Linked DNA regions of Homo sapiens: region 2 is linked to region 1. A link is a loop called in an ENCODE intact Hi-C map of the cell type or tissue named here. Cell type or tissue: heart right ventricle. All regions are shown on one strand. Links, peaks and the distances in the headings refer to the core of each region. The heading gives the core; the rest is flanking DNA.

Region 1 (2,813 bases), core at 40-2,539:
CAAATAAGGCAAAAACTGAGCTGTAACCAATCCAGCTATCTCTGGACCTCACTTCTGCTTTCTGTACTTCACTTTTCTTTTTCTGTTCATAAATGTTATCTGACGTCGTGGCAGCTCCAAGTTGCTCTGAACCTATCTGGTTCTGAAGGCTGCCTGATTCAAGAATCGTCCTTTGCTCAGTTAAACTCTTAAGTTTAATTTGTTTAAGGTTTTTCCTTTAACAACAGTTGTAAAAGTGAATAGCGTCTTAAAAACAACCAGTTTTCTGTACTAATTTTGAATTAGCAATGAATAGGATTCAGAAACATTATGAAAATAATAATGTTCTAAATACATATTGGATATCTTTTCTAGTTCATAAGGGATCTAGAGTGAGTAGTCAAAAACTTGGAGAATAAAGTAGAAATGGATATAATACATATGATGTGAAAGAGAAACAGAATGGAGTTCAGAAGTGATGCAAATCCACATTCACTTAGCCATTCACTTTCATGACAAGACAAAGATTTTTGTATATGTATATGTGTGTACATGCATGTGTGTATGAGAGCAAGATTTGGGGATCATACTAGGTATATATGATTTAAAGAGCTAAAAGTTGTGCCTCGGTCCTGGTTTTGGGTCAAGTTTGGATTACAGTTTATAGCCCCCCAAACCCTGAAAAAAATTATATTTCCTCTCCTTACTTTCCCATATGTAGTTAAAAATGAAAACAAATTCAATTTTAAAAATAAATAAAAGATGTTGTTATTTAAAAAGAAAACCTGAGCAAGGATATATTAATAGCCATATATATGAGGGAAAACATGAGGAAATACCTCATTTTATTTTTCTCCTCAGAATTTGGTCGGTATTGCTGCACTTTGGAACTATGGGGGAGGGCAAAGTGTTGAAGAGAGAGTTGAGAAGAGAAACACTTGGTGAAGAGTTGGGCTCTAAACTCTATGACCAAGTTAAGGAGCTGGCTCATTCCACTTAGACGAGAGGCGTGACTTGGAGGTCTTCAGGAATTTAAGGAATAATGTGAGGCGGGAAAGATGACCAGCTGTTCTCCATAACTAATGAATATGTAATTTGAGGAAATAAACTCAAGCTGAACTGGAAGGGATTCACGTTGACTGTTAGAACAATTTCTCAACTGTCAAGACTCCTGCCCAATTAGGATGGCTAGTTTGTGCTTTTCTAAGTCTCTTTGCCTACATATATTCAAATAATTTTAAAACAGGGGCAAGAGTAGAAAGTATTGAGCAGGATAATGTCTCAAAGTATGTGTCAGCCTTAAAATTTTAGTTCTGTAATTATAATTTTTTTTTTTTTTTTAAGAAACAAGAAACAAGTTCTGGTCAGGTGGGTTAGATTTCCCTCTAGTGGTGTTGAAAGGAATTTAGTATGGCTGTGTTTTCATAACTGGCTCTTGGGGCGGAATTAAACTTGGAAAGATGCAAAGATGTATAGGTTTTTTTCTATTTCTGCTTAGATGAGTACTTTCTGGAAAGGCAGACAAAACGCCAGGGCAAACAGTCCTTCTTTTTCTTCCTTAGATATTGAAATCTGGACTCATACTCTGCCGTTACTACATATTGTTTTCCCTGGAGCTGAGAACACTCCTTGGGAGGGTTGGTCATCTGATGGCATGTGAAAAACTCCCTTGGTTGGGAATCTGGGAGATTCCCTCAGGGCCTAGTGTCTATCATAGACCAGGGCTTTTTACAGTTTTGATGACAATAAGCCTTTTTCTTGGCCAAACATTGTGATCAGATCTCCTTTCAAGGTACTGAGTATGTGAAGCCCTGTGTATCCACACTCCACATGGTCTAGGACTTGTGGGAAACTATGGACTGCCACCGTGAACCACTCATGTTAATCCCACAGACAGAGCCCATCTCAAATCTCTCTTTGTGGCAATATATACAAAAGAGGCCCTTAATTCCAAATCTTGCAAGAATACCGGCATTGCCAGCTTATCCCGAGAACCAGTGGTCTTAAGAACAGACCACTGAAGAGCCAAAAGGCATGCCTTGATCCTGGCTTTAGGTCAAGCTTGGATTACAGTTTAGAAAGCCTGGACCCTAAAAAAAATTATATTTCTCCTTTCTACTTTCCTATATGTTGTTTAAAATAAAAAACAAAATTAGCTTTAAAAATAAATATAAGGAAACCTAAAAATGTTTTGATTTTTTTCCTTATAATGCTATTCTAATTTCTAAAATATTAAATATCAACTTCTTACCAAAATATCTTTTGTTTTGGTGCCAGTTTTACCATGTCTAAAGCACATGCTTAACCAGCTATTGGTTAACCCAGTGATGTTTATATCCACAAATCACCAAGTCTTGCTGGATCTTGTTTACTCAGCCTGAAAAAGGAGCATGAATGAATTTGCAGCGGTCACACAAGTCCAGAGGTCACTGGTCATCACTTCTCTTGCCAGATGGATGGGTTTGACAAGCTGTGTCCAGCACAATCTGCCTTTCCCAGCAGCCTTTTTGTTCTAGCCCAGATGCACAGCACAACCACATTTCCGTGCCTTTCAGGAGAAAGCTACCCAGGTCTCATGAACTGGTGGTGATTCAGGTTTTCTTTGAAGTGGTGTCCTTCCTTGGTGTACAGTAAATAATTTGCTTTGCTTATATAATAAACAAGAGTGTATCTTAACAAATGGGGACTGACAGTGAACCTGGAGGTTGCCTGTGGCCTTCAGAAGGAAGCTCTGGACTAGTGTGTGCAATTAGCCAGCATCTGGAAGCAGCTTTTCCTGGGCTTCCCAACACGGTCATGCTTCATTCACATGGGGAATACAGGATCTGAGCTGT
Region 2 (2,813 bases), core at 141-2,640, 94 kb before region 1:
GATGCTTAGAGGAAACCACTTATATTGGCCTGGGGAATCGGAACTTGTGGCTGTAATAAAGCTTTCTTCTCTTAGATTATGAATGTTGCTCATGGGGAGCACTTAAATGAGCTCCCTGAGAACAGGGACCACAACTTCTTTGTTTTTATTTTTTAGTCTGAGTGTAGTGCTTTGACTATAGTAGTTGATCAATGTGGTGAGCAGAAAAGGTAGCTTCCCTACATTACAGCTAGTAGTGGTGTTTGCTGGACTTCAGCAGGTCTTTGTAAATTCAAAGCCCAGGCTCTCTAACACCATACATAGCACTTTGTTACTCACAATGAATGGTTTGCTACAGAATGCTTTCTCTTTTCTAATCTGCTTCTTGTCTGATTGTCATGCAAACTTGAATGGGATAATAAATGTAAAGTAATTAGCATAGAAGAAGCACTCAGTGACTATTACCTGCTATTATTACTTTATAATGTAGTCTGCATTATTTTTCTTCCTTTATTTAAATCTTCAACTTTGCTGAATTGCTTATTGAAGAAAATGCTGTCTCTAAACATAACATTACTGGCAGCTGAAAGTGAACCTTACACATGATGCTTCATGGTATCTGAGAGTCATGAAGTTTACAAAGACATTTCTGGTCTTATTCTGATAAATATCACATGCTAATATTTCCTACATTCCCATTTACTCAGTGTTCCCTACTTCCTAAATGAGGGAAAAGCACTGTCGAACAGTTGTCAAATTTTCTTCACAAGCAGCTTGGTTTTCCTTAATGGATGAAATCACCCTTCGTTGATGGATCCATCTGCACAGGAATTTCTAGATCATCTCAGGGCTCACACTCTGGGTCCCACCTCCTGCTCTGCTACAAACGGTTAGGTATCTTTATGCATCAGTATCCAGCTGGCCATAGCGGCCCTGTGTCAGAAATTATATTTCCTCTAATTGGCTAAAGGGACCATTTTCTTAACAGTTTCTTTCTTTTATAGGGCCATGTGCTATGTTCCATTTATATACACATTCTGGAACACAGTATTCCAGAGCATGTTAATTGTTTAGAGATAATGGACCTAATAAATAGAATGGTGCGGTTAAGGAGAAATCCAGTTGCATGGAGGTCCTTGGTCTTTTGTGTGGCTTGAAGAGGTTGAGGATGCTGATGTGTTCTTTGGGAAGAGATTCACAGTTGACAGGAAACATCTGCTTTAATTTGCTCCAACATCAACAAGATTGATGTGGTAGGAAACCTGTTGTTACTGTGTGAGTTCCATTTATCAAGGCAGGGCTTGGCCCGAAATCAGGGCTATTTGGACAGGTACCACAATGGGTCAAAATATGGACATAACAAAGCAGCATTACTTGAGAGTATCATGTGGCTGTTTCTCTATTTAAAGGGAGTCATGTTCCTTCTATACCTGTCTGGCTATCTTCATTTCTTTCTATGTCTTTCTCTTTATGTTTTTCTTTCTCAGCACATTTCCATTCAGGGCCTCAATTACGAGTGTAACAGTTCTCACCCTAAATTCTGCCTCCATATCCTCTCTCCTGGGTAAGAAAGGCTCCCAGTGATGGTGACTCTCAATGGAGGGAAATTCTCCCCAAGGGTTTCCCAAATATTTTCAGAAACAGCTATGCAAACACACAGACTCACACACGCAAGTACTCACCAAACCTTGGAGATTATCCACTACCCCTAAGGTATACCTGCCTTTTCTGGCTAACTTTCAGAATCACTTACCTAGAATTAATTAAAGATGCTCTTACCTTCAGGAAAACTGCCTTGGTTTTCATTATTTGGAAAAGTAAAGTTTGTATCTGACACTTAAAATATGCCTCTGGAGAACTCAAAGAATTCAAAGCATTCTTATATCAGTGCATCTGTGATACTAATCTTTTAGAAAATTATTACACTGCTAATAAAATGTGAAGTGTGGATTCATGCCACTGAGCTTAGGTTATTGCCTCCACTATTTTTGAAATGCTAGTGCCCATGATGTCCTGATGCAGGAACTCATCTCTTAACAAAACAACACAGCCATATACAGAAAAAATAAGGTCCTTTTTCACCCATTCTGGTGTAGGGTAGATCAATCAATTAAAAGAAATTGCAAAGGCTATATGCTATGGTTTGGGTGTTTGTCCTCTCCAAACCTCATGTTGAAATATGATTCCCAGTATTGAAGGTGGGGCCTAATGGGAGGTGTTTGGATCATGAGATGAGGACAGATCCCTCATGAATAAATTAATTGTGTCTCTTGGAGGTGAGTTCTTACTCAGTTCCCATGAGAGCTGGTTGTCACAAAGAGCTGGTATCTCCCCACCTTCTTGCTTCCTCTCTCTCCATGTGATCTCTGCACATGCCAGCTCTCCTTCACCTTCTACCATGAGTGGACACAGCCTGAGGGCCTCACCAGAAGCTGAGCAGATGCTGGCACCAGGCTTCCCGTATAGCCCGCAGAACCATGAGCTAAATAGACCTCTTTTCTTAATAAATTACCCAGCCTCAGGTATTCCTTTATAGCCACACAAAATGGACTAAGACACCCTATCACTGGAGTCCACTCAGACTACCAGGTGAGATAAATCCAGGAGCTTCCAGGTTCTTTGTTCTTGATTCTGGCAATGGGTTCAAATAAAAGACAATGAAAGGATATGCTATTGGCTACTTTGTCATTTCATCTTCCTGCTTCCTACCTAATGACCTGAATGCACATGTGCTCCCGCTGTCAGTCTCCCCACTGTGAACAACCCTCCTTTCTCTTTACGAACCTCCTCTGCCCTGGGCAGGCTGGTGACCACACTGCTCTGGGCCAGATACT

Evidence for each region. Hi-C counts contacts between places; a loop is a spot of excess contacts. Peaks named below come from ENCODE experiments on the same cell type or tissue, not always from the same donor. Only the 100,000 strongest peaks of a DNase experiment are listed, where the experiment ranks them.
Region 2: it touches region 1 in a loop (2.4-fold over the local background); 12 of 110 quality-filtered maps call a loop at or near these places.

What each region holds. Positions count from the first base shown.
Region 1 is chr9:68,506,284-68,509,096 of GRCh38, forward strand. The region is part of intron 10 of PGM5 (phosphoglucomutase 5); the gene reads left to right. Among named protein-coding and RNA genes, the nearest start is that of TMEM252, 33 kb to the right of the region's middle. In heart right ventricle, for the core only: a CTCF peak has its summit at 1,377 (motif pointing left); no DNase peak of the experiment used is centred there; H3K27ac peaks cover 1,496 bases.
Region 2 is chr9:68,411,776-68,414,588 of GRCh38, forward strand. All of the region lies in intron 6 of PGM5 (phosphoglucomutase 5), which reads left to right. Among named protein-coding and RNA genes, the nearest start is that of PGM5-AS1, 55 kb to the left of the region's middle. In heart right ventricle, for the core only: no CTCF peak of the experiment used is centred there; a DNase peak (open chromatin) is centred at 1,292; H3K27ac peaks cover 744 bases.